Regions from separate parts of the Homo sapiens genome. Here region 2 is linked to region 1. Evidence: read pairs that join two places in POLR2A ChIA-PET (ENCODE). Cell type or tissue: endothelial cell of umbilical vein. All regions are shown on one strand. Links, peaks and the distances in the headings refer to the core of each region. The heading gives the core; the rest is flanking DNA.

What was found. Peaks named below come from ENCODE experiments on the same cell type or tissue, not always from the same donor. Only the 100,000 strongest peaks of a DNase experiment are listed, where the experiment ranks them.
Region 2: POLR2A ChIA-PET joins it to region 1 with 11 read pairs; 1 of 35 experiments calls an interaction of 5 or more read pairs at or near these places.

The regions. Positions count from the first base shown.
Region 1 is chr7:102,788,812-102,794,141 of GRCh38, reverse strand. All of the region lies in intron 7 of FAM185A (family with sequence similarity 185 member A), which reads right to left. Among named protein-coding and RNA genes, the nearest start is that of FAM185A, 42 kb to the right of the region's middle. In endothelial cell of umbilical vein, for the core only: no CTCF peak of the experiment used is centred there; a DNase peak (open chromatin) is centred at 2,594.
Region 2 is chr7:102,875,915-102,881,244 of GRCh38, reverse strand. FBXL13 (F-box and leucine rich repeat protein 13) reads left to right here. Exons shown (of 21, transcript NM_001394494.2): 16 at 2,795-2,914; 17 at 3,652-3,778. Among named protein-coding and RNA genes, the nearest start is that of LRRC17, 34 kb to the left of the region's middle. RefSeq lists an enhancer at 4,490-5,330. In endothelial cell of umbilical vein, for the core only: no CTCF peak of the experiment used is centred there; no DNase peak of the experiment used is centred there; H3K27ac peaks cover 1,441 bases.

The DNA of each region.
Region 1 (5,330 bases), core at 237-5,236:
GGATCAGCAAACTATAGCTCACAGGCCAAATCTGGCCAGGGGCCTGTTTTTGTATGCCCTGAAAGCTAAGAAGGGCTTTTACTTTTTTTTTTTTTTTTTTTTTTTTGAGACAGAGTCTCTGTCACCCAGGCTGGAGTCCAGTGGCACGATCTCGGCTCACTGCAATCTCTGCCTCCTGGGTTCAAGCAATTCTCCCTGCCTTAGCCTCCCGAGTAGCTGGGATTTCAGGCACCCGCCACCACGCCCAGCTAATTTTTGTATGTTTAGTAGAGACAGGGTTTCGCCATGTTGGCCAGGCTGGTCTCTAACTCCTGACCTTAGGTGATCCACCCACCTCGGCTTCCCAAAGTGCTGGGATTACAGGCGTGAGCGACCGTGCCCGGCCGGGCTTTTACATTTTTAAAGGGTTATTTAAAAACAAAAAAATATATGCAACAGAGTCCATATGTAATCTGCTAAGTCTAACATATTTACTATATGGTGTTTACAGATAAAGTTTGCAGATGAATGGAAAGAAAACCTGATCTTCTTTTTTGGGGCAAACATTAACAACATTGACATCTGATTACCCATGATACTCTCAAGATCTTATTCTTTAACAAAAAGGTGGGGAAATAAAAACACCATAAAAGCGGCCGGATGCAGTGGCTCACGCCTGTAATCCCAGCACTTTGGGAGGCCGAGGTGGGCGGATCACGAGGTCAGGAGGTGAGACCAGCCTGGCCAATATGGTGAAACCCTGTCTCTACTAAAAATACAAAAATTAGCCGGGCATGGTGGCGGGCGCCTGTAGTCCCAGCTACTCAGGAGGCTGAGGCAGAAGAACCCCTGGAACCCGGGAGGCAGAGGTTGCAGTGAGCCGAGATGGTGCCACTGCACTCCAGCCTGGGTGATAGAGAGAGACTCCGTCTCAAAAAACAACAACAACAACAAAAAAAAAACACCATAAAAGCACTATGACGTGAAAACAGTTCCTACATTAACTCCCTGTCAAAGTATTTTTAAGCAGATACCTATAAGCCTTAGAGCATTCTTCATTCTGTTATTGAATTTCTTCCATCTGGTCCTGAAATATATATACATTGCTGACAAATTCATGTGCTCTAAGCTTTGAAAAACCAAAAACTTTAGTGGGTTCTAAAATCAGAGCTATTTCCAAGAGTTAGTCATATCAAAAGACTGGATTTTTCCCGATTTGGAGAGAAAACAGTGTCTCTAGATTTTTAAAGTGGCATCTTATGAGCTTAGTCCCATTTCAACCTCTTCCAACCCATGAACGAGTATTCCACTATAAATAACAATTCCATTGTATGTTATTACCCTCTGTCCTTTAGACAAGCTAAGAACTCTTTTCTGACTTGGTGGTTTATTTTTATCCCAAATGAATTTATGTTGTATATGCTTTATATTTCCAGTTTTACTAAAATGAGGTAAACCCAGTAGTGCTAGCTTCCCTACTATCCAGACAATGACAAACACCAATCCGTTCACTGGCAACGCACTTTACCTCTAATATTCTTTGAACATTTAAACATCTAAATTGTGGAGTTGTAAAGACCAAAGGACTTTGTACAACATGCATACCTGGGCTTGGAGACTTGATGTTTACCACAGTCAAGTTTCATATCTAAGTTGATGAACCAAGTCTAAAACCTAATAGAGAAGCCAACTTATTAGAAGCATCTTACCTAAGCCACTCACAACATGTTAAATTTGCCACACATGGGTAGAGGACAAAACTTAGAATCAAGACTCTCATGAAGATTATAGAATGCAGCCCCAATACACACTTGTGCATAGCTTTTTAGTAGGTAAATGTTTCAGCCTGAGAGTCTCAGGTTTCCTTTTGACCTCAGAATAGCACATAATACGTGTAAATCATGGTAGGAATTATACACCTGAGTTATTTATCAGTGACAGCAATAGCAAAGGAAACCATGGAGCAGGAAATCAAATAAAATTATAGAGCTGACACATCAAAACCCTGTGGGAAGCTGGAACCTAAGGGAATAATTTTACTGGCATGGCTTCTTGCAGAGATTATCCAGAAGTCATGCTGCAGATAAAATCCAGGCTTTTAGCAATAAGAGTATTTCTATTTTTATCCCTCATGGGCTCTATGAGGAAGGCCAAGATGAGCTGAGCTCAGCTGCCTATAATAATAGCTCACATATAAAGCTGCTCATTATTTCCAAAATTTGGTTTCAGATTGGAAATCTCCACAGAAAAAAGCAATCTGCCCTGATTTTCTAGGCCTCTTAAATTATTTCATCCAGTTGATACATAAGGCCTGTGGCTGACTGGGTACCAAACAGTTTTAAAACCAAAATGAAATATGGAAGTTTCTCTTAAACCCAATCACCTGTTCATACTCACAGCTCCCTCCAGAGACTGCTGCTCTCTTCACCTGAGGTCCATTATTACTTTAATGGATTTAATTTGCTATCAGAGACAACATACAGATCCATCTGGGGACCAACCTCATAGGGTAGTCTGTGCTACTCTGCAAAACGATGCTTGATCAGTACCTAGATTCTTCCACTGTGAACAGGAAATAAACTCATCATTCTGCGATTTGGCCCTTCCTGGTTCAGGAGGTGGGGCCGGAGTATAAGCCATAATAACAAGTAACACACAAAAAGAACTCAATAGGCTAAGGCGCTTCATAATAACCAATGAGGTAAGCATGCATCTTCCTCATAGCATTCATTCGTCTTTATATTCAAGCAAAAGTTACTGAAGGCCTATTTATTTGCTGAGTTTAAGATAGCTCACTATGGAGTCCAGGCCCCTGTACTCCTTCTGCTGAATTACTGCAGTAACCTCCTAAAAAGCAAAAGTTGTTTTTTTCTCCTTCATCCACCATTGTTCTTTCTCATCTATCCCCACTCAACATTCAGAGTGATCTTTCTAACACAAAAATCTGATTATGTGAACCCCAAGTTAAAACCTTCCAAGGGCTTCCCAATGCTCTTAATATAAAATCCAAACTGTCCCATATGATCTGACCTCTCCCAAACTCTCCAGCCTACTTTTATGCCACTTTCCCCTTTACTCTCTATACTTTGGCCATATTTGACTTCTCTCACTTCCTCACCCCTGTGTTCTCACAGTACAATGTACATACGTTTATAACATTGATCCCACTGTACTGTATTCTCTGGTTTGCCTTTCCTCACTAGAATGTAAGCTCCTCAGAAGGCAGTGAGACCATGCTTTATATTACCCTTGCACTCCTAGTTTCCGGCAGTGTTGACTCAAACATTTGTTGAGTAACTGAGCAAATAAAGAAAAATAGAAAAGACAGGAGAAGGAGGAGGTAGGCTAGGGGAAGATAATTTTGTTTTTAAACATTAAGTTTTAGGTGGCACTGGTTTAGTGGAATAGAAATGCACAAGAACAATAGAGATCAGGTCTGCATGTATTGACTTGGAAGTTATGTACATAGAAATAATGACTGAAGTCGTGAGAATAGTTTTAAAACTAAATCTAAATTTTAGAAAGGCATATGATTCTATGAATAAATGAATAAAAATATGACAAAATAGCTTTAGCTTATAATTCAAACATGCTTACATATGCAAATAATTTTGGTTATGCTATGATTCAGAGCACAGTTAAACAAACTTTATTATTGTTTTAGATTATTGGGACCAAAAATAGGTAACTCTCTTGGCTCCTTATCAAATTCAAGCATTAGATCACAAGTTGATTCTCACTATATTTGATATCCAGTCACACACTGCATAATTATGTTTCAGTCAACGATGAACTACAGAAATGATGGTTGTCCCATAAGATTATAATAGAGGTAAAAAACTCCTATCACCTAGTGACTTCGTAGCCATCCTAATGGTTGTTTAAATGCAACGCACTACCTGCATTTGTGGTGATGCTGGTGTAAACAAACCCACTCCACTGTCATAAAAAAGTATAGCACATATGTTATGTGTAGTTCATAATACTTGATAATGAGAATAAATGACTGTGTTACTGATTTATGTATTTACTATACTTTTTATCGTTAGAGTGTATATCTTCTGCTTATTAAAAAAAAAAATAGTTACGATACAACAGCCTCAGGTAAGTCCTTCAGGAAGTATTCCAGAAGAAGGCATTATCATCACAGGAGATGACAGCTCCACGTGTGTTATTTCCCCTGAAGGCCTTTCAGTGGGACAAGATGTGGAGGTGAAAGTGATACTGACATTCTTTACCCAGTAAAAGCCTAGACTAATGTGTGTGTTTGTGTCTTCGTTTTTAACAAAGTTTAAAAAGTAAAATTAAAAAAAATTAACAATTTTAAAAACAGAAAAAAGCTTACAGAATAAAGATAGACAAGTATATCTCTACAGCTGTAAAGTGTGTTTGTGTTTCAAGCTAAGTATTATTACAAAAGAGTCAAAAAGTTTTTTATTTTATTTTATTTTTTTCTGAGAGGGAGTCTCGCTCTTGCTCAGACTGGAGGGCAGTGGCGCGATCTTGGCTCATTGCACCCTCTGCCTCCTGGGTTCAAGGGATTCTTTTTCCTCAGCCTCCTGAGTAGCTGAGATTACAGGCGCCCGCCACCACGCCCGGCTAATTTTTGTATTTTAGTAGAAATGGGGGTTTCACTATGTTGGTCACGCTGGTCTCGAACTCCTGACCTCAAACGATCTGCCCGCCTTGGCCTCCCAAAGTGCTGGGATTACAGGCGTAAGCCACCATGCCCAGCCTCAAAAAATTTTTTAAAATGTAAGTTTATAAAGTAAAAATGTTCTTTGGGAAGTTGAGGCGGGAGGATCACTTAAGGCCAGGAGCTGAAGACAAGCCTGGGAAACATAGCAAGGCCTTGTGTCTGCTAAAAACTTTTTAAAAATTAGCTGAGAACGGTAGTACACACCTATAACCTAGCTACTAGGGAGGCTGAGGCAGAAGGATCACTTGAGCCCAGAGTTTGAGTTTATAGTGAGCTATAATTGCACTCCGGTCTATGCAACAGAGAAAGCAGCTATCTCTAGAATAAATAAAGTAAAAAAGTTACAGTAAACTAAGGCTAATTTATTATTGAAGAAACTTAAAAATAAATTTAGTGTAGCCTAACTGTACAGTGTTTATAAAGTCTATAGTAGTAATGTCCTAGGCCTTCACATGCACTCACCACTCATCATACTGACTCACTCAGAGCAACTACCAGTCCTACAAGCTCCACTTATGGTAAGTGCCCTATACAGGCGTACCATGTTTTATCTTTTATGCCATATTTTTACTGTACCTTTTCTATATATAGATATACAAATACCATTGTGTTACAATTCCCTGCAGTTTTCAGTACAGTAGCCTGCTGTACA
Region 2 (5,330 bases), core at 50-5,049, 87 kb before region 1:
TGAACTCCTGACCTCAGGTGACCCACCTGCCTCGGCCTCCCAAAGTGCTGGGATTACAGGCGTGAGCCACTGCGCCTTGCCTAATTAATCTTAAATGGAAGTTTTCTGCCTCCAGAAGTAGAGGTGACAAGACACTTCAAAGGGCTCTGCCAAAAATATTCAGATCCGTGATTAAATATATTTTCAATATACTGCTGAGCTCACAAAGAGTAAGAGAAATATCCAGTAGCCTTGAATCCCCTCATTCTTTTCTACTCTCTCAATGAACAAATTCCTTGAGATGAATAGTGAATAGCCAGCAAACACAAAAGGTTGAGCAGCTCTGAGCACAAATTTTATGACAACAATTGCCTTTGAGAGAATCAGCTCTGAGCAAGACTCAAAGTAGGGAGGCAGAACCTGAGACTTCTGTAGGGTTTGTACCTCTTTAAGGGGGCAGAGTGGTCTCAGGTAGGTAGTTCCTGAGCTCCTGGAAGAAGTTAGCACAAAGCTTCTCAGGCTAGAGATTAAGATCAAATAAATAGGTGCTCAAAGTCAAAGATTGTCAAAATGCACAAAGATATAAGTCACCATGAGAAAGAGTCACAGAAACAGCAAGATACATTTGACCTTCAGGTAATTCAGATACAGGAATTGTCAGACATGGATTGTTAAGTAAACATGTATGAAATGTTTGAAGAAATAAAAAATGGGATCAGAAATATGAGCAGACAACCAAACATAATAAAACAATTAGATTTATCTGGGAAAAAAACCTAACTTTTAGAAACAAATGATGTAATATAGTTATTGAAATAAACAATGGAATGCTGATCAGCAGATTAGAACTCACAGAGGAGAGAAGTATAGAGCTGGGAGATCATTCTGAAGAAATGACAACAGAGGGAGGATGAAAAAGTATAACATATAGGGTAAAAAGATTAAGCTTAATTTCAGAGTTTTAAGATTTTAATATGTACATATAAGAGTTAAACCTAAAATAGTAAGTTGGGTAGTTAAAGAATTTTTGTTTTTCTCAAACACACATCAATCCTTTAAAAAATCATGCATGGACAAAATTTAAAAGCAAGTTCCAGCAACTTTCAAACTATTTTTATCAACAAATGGTATTCTCTCTCTACAAAGCAATGGGAATCAGCAACAAAAAGATAAATTAAAAATACATATTTAAAAGAATTTAAAAGTAAAAATCCTAAGGTGTCAGAATCACCTGAGGAGCTGAATAAAACTATAGATGCCCGTCGGGCGTGGTGGCTCACGCCTGTAATCCCAGCACTTTGGGAGGCCCAGGTGGGCGGATCACGAGGTCAGGAGATCGAGACCATCCTGGCTAACATGGTGAAACCCCGTCTCTACTAAAAATACACAGAATTAGCCAGGCATGGTGGCAGTCGCCTGTAGTCCTAGCTACTCGGGAGGCTGAGGCAGGAGAATGGTGTGAACCCAGGAGGCAGAGCTTGTAGTGAGCTGAGATCGTGCCACTGCACTCCAGCCTGGGCGACAGAGAGAGACTTGGTCTCAAAAACAAACAAACAAACATACAAAAAAAACTATAGATGCCCAAGCCCCACTTCAGAGCTATTGAGTCTGAATCTTTAGGGATGAAACCCCAGCTTGTGTATTAAAAAACAAACAAACAAACAAAAAAACAGCATGGATACTTTTGATATCCAGGTTTGGCCCTAAATGTATTAACCAATTAATTTGGATCATTACCTCAATAATCTTTTCCATTCACTTTTAATCCTTTCTTGACTATAATATGAATTTCTACACACACACACACACACACACACACACACACATCCTTAACTGCTTTCCTAGGTGCTGGCACACTCCCCCTCTTATAGGTGGAAGGTTGATGGGCACACAGGCATCGCATCCACCTACTATGGCTCATTCAGCTGAAACAGGATATCTTTTGCCTTAACTGCTCAGTTCTTTGCAAATCTGAACAAACGGAGGGTGTAAACGGATGTCAGCAATCAGTATGTTTTGCTCCCAGTGTTCTTCCCATCTGTACGCCCACCTGTAGAGCTGTTGTGAAACTGCCTCTTAGGATTGCAATGGTGGAAACTCCTGTCCTGCTTTATTTGCTGAAATGCTTCTTAGAAGGATCTGGTGGTTCTCAATTGGAATTAGAAATGAAGATCCCAATGGAAGACAGGGAACTGATGGGCCAAACAGACATCCAGCCATTTATAAAGCAAGATCAACATGGTAGGGTTATGGCACTGACACACAGAAGAAGTTTCTGATTAGGATAGTTTGGGAAGGCTGAGGTCAAGGTCTTCTTCCAGCATCAGGTTTTCTCTGATTCAGAAGGAAAGAAGCCAAAGGGCTCATATTGGGTTTCCTATCCAGCAAATTGACCTTGTATTTAGTGAAAATTCCTCCAAAATCATGGCAGTAGTTTGACTCTTAGTCTTGGTTCTCACTCTCCTAAGTTTTGATCTTTTTCTTTTGCAGGAAATGGTATCAGGGACTACTTAACTTGATCACTTTTTAACCCAAGAGAAAAAGACCTTGAGGGCCATCTGTCTTATTAAAAATTATGAACAAAGGAACAGAAATAACATTTTAATTAATACTTCTCCCATTCCTCTCATTTATACATTTTATTACATTAAAATCTATATAATCAAATTTGGTTTTAAAATATTGACAAAATACCAGTATATAGATATTACCTTGCTATTTTAGAAATATATTGGGTATGGTAGCTATTACTTTAATACTATTCTATATGTTTATATATAGAATCACATGTAAAATTTTTCTCTCTTTCCTACAGAATTGGTGATATGGGACTAAAGCAATTTCTTGATGGTCCTGCAAGCATGAGGATAAGAGAGCTAAATTTAAGCAACTGTGTGCGGCTAAGTGATGCCTCTGTTATGAAACTATCTGAGCGGTATGATAAAACAGTCTTTTACATCATATCATTAGTATTGTATATTTGATAATAGGAGACATGAGACACCTAAAAGCAAAGATTTCATGACATTTGGGGGAACATCAGAGATGCCCAGAAGCTGGTTAAATGTTCAGTGAAACCATGTGAAAGACATTGAAGTCATAGATTGGACCAATTTTTAAATTATATTATTATATTTAAATTACATCTGAGGGAGTCGTTCCTGAAATGATGAATATCTAGATATGGGTGGCTTCCCTGTACTTTTTCAAGGAGATTTTCTCTAATCTCCCTTTTCCAGGAGATTATCTTTACTCCAGCATTTCCCAAGGGGTGTTCTGGCTGGTTTATTCTTGACTCCCCTCTTGTCAGAGGTCTTGTACAATTCCTGTAGCAAACTTGTAAGGGATAAGTAGGGTTCTTAACTTGCACTTTTAGTGGTCATTCACTATGGTACTTACATGATAGTTTTTGATATGTGACATATTTTTTCCTTATTAGAAATTGTAATACGAAACTAAATTACAGAAAGAAAGTCATATAATAATCTACTGCCCTTTCATGCAACTTTGTAATGTCAAATTACTTTCTACTTTTAGTCTTACTTTTATGTTGAGTAAAGGAAAATCTTTGCTTCAATACCATTTGTTTTCCCAAGATAGTTTTTATATGAAGAAATTGCTTACTGACAATATGATTGACAGCTAAAATTAATCCATGCTACTTTCTTTTAGCTGCCCTAATTTAAACTACTTGAGTTTACGAAATTGTGAACATTTGACTGCCCAAGGAATTGGATATATTGTAAACATCTTTTCCTTGGTATCAATAGATCTCTCTGGAACAGACATCTCTAATGAGGTAAAAAAATTCAAAACAGTACAATGACTTTTATTGTTTTCTATAATACAATTATTTGCTATTTTGTAAATAATGGAGAGAACAATAATATGTTTTATTTGTTATTCTATTATAAAAGTTAAGTTTAGGGATATTGTTTCTAGAAGGGTGATAGAAAAGTTTCTTTGAATCAACAGTCATGTTTCTCTGTTTAAAAAATAGCAAAATACAGTATTTTGGGGAAAGTCATGACAGATAAGAGTATGTCATGATAATTTGAGATTTGTTTCATTACAGAAGTTTGGTCAGTATGGAGATAATATATGTTAGATGGCTTAACTATATTTTTCTTACGGATTGCACATTTTATGAGACTACCCGAATGCCTTGAGATCTAAGTCTTTAGTTCAAGACTAAACTCTAGAAATGGCCTCAACAAATCTACAAAAGGATATGGAATTCATTTCCTGCAAGCTGCTGATTGTATTCATCAGGGTTGAGACTCAGGCCACATCCATCTTATCCCTCTGGGACTGCCCCATTTACTAATCAAAAGGAGGATAACCCTGAGAGATTTGCCATGTTTCTGAAAGAACTATGGGCTATAGTTATACAAGGAATATATGGACTTCTCTTGAAAATCATGCATTTGGAGGGATATAGGAAGACAATATCTTATATCCTATATCCTTCCTATATAGGAGGGATATAGGAAGATATAGGGAGGTAAGGATCCCTCCTCCATCTGCTTGCTAAATCCCTATTCATCCCTGAAATATCAACTGTCTATGAGGGCCTTCTCTGAGAAGCCCTACCTTGCAGGCAAGCACTGGAATTTCTCTGCTTGCATCTCCAGCCCCAGTGTATCCTTTAACATGAACCGTTTCTATTTCTCACTGCATTGCAGACATCTGTTATGTGTTTATCCTTCGTCAACATTCGGTGGGGTCTTTTAAATGAAGGACTAGATCTGTTCATTGGTCTAGGTTCTTTCCTTTCTTTATCTATGAATGAACTTGGATTCAGCCTCCTTTCTGCTAGATGACCTCCTCTTCCCTTCCATATCGTCCATGAGTGATGTGAGATTGTGGGTAGGAAGCAGTACCATGGAGTCAACTCATTATGGCAGGGTCAGTGTCTGGTCTTCTCAATGTTGTCTTCTGTCCAAGCTGGAATTCACTGAGATGTACGAGGGCCCATTTGGTGTTTAGTTTCCCGTCCAGGTGGATCCCTGATGTCTCTTCCTTGTTCCAACTCCAAGGCCCCTTCAAGTCTTCAGGTTTCCCTGTCGTGTCTGCCTTGCTCTGGGCTCCTCTGGGTCTTCCTGGGTCATGGAGATCCTGTGAGGCTGTCTTAGGTCCACAGTCCTAGACACCTGCTGGAGACATTTTCTTGCTCCCACATCATGAATGTGTTTGCCCTCAAACTCATGACTCACCCTCCCCTTGCTCTGCTACAGGGTGACTCACACAAGTCAACTAGATTCCATGTTAGGGTTGGTGCTTGTGAGACATTTCTGAGTGATTACAGGGCCAGTAGAAGGGACATTCCAGGGTTTTCCTCTACCTTTCTT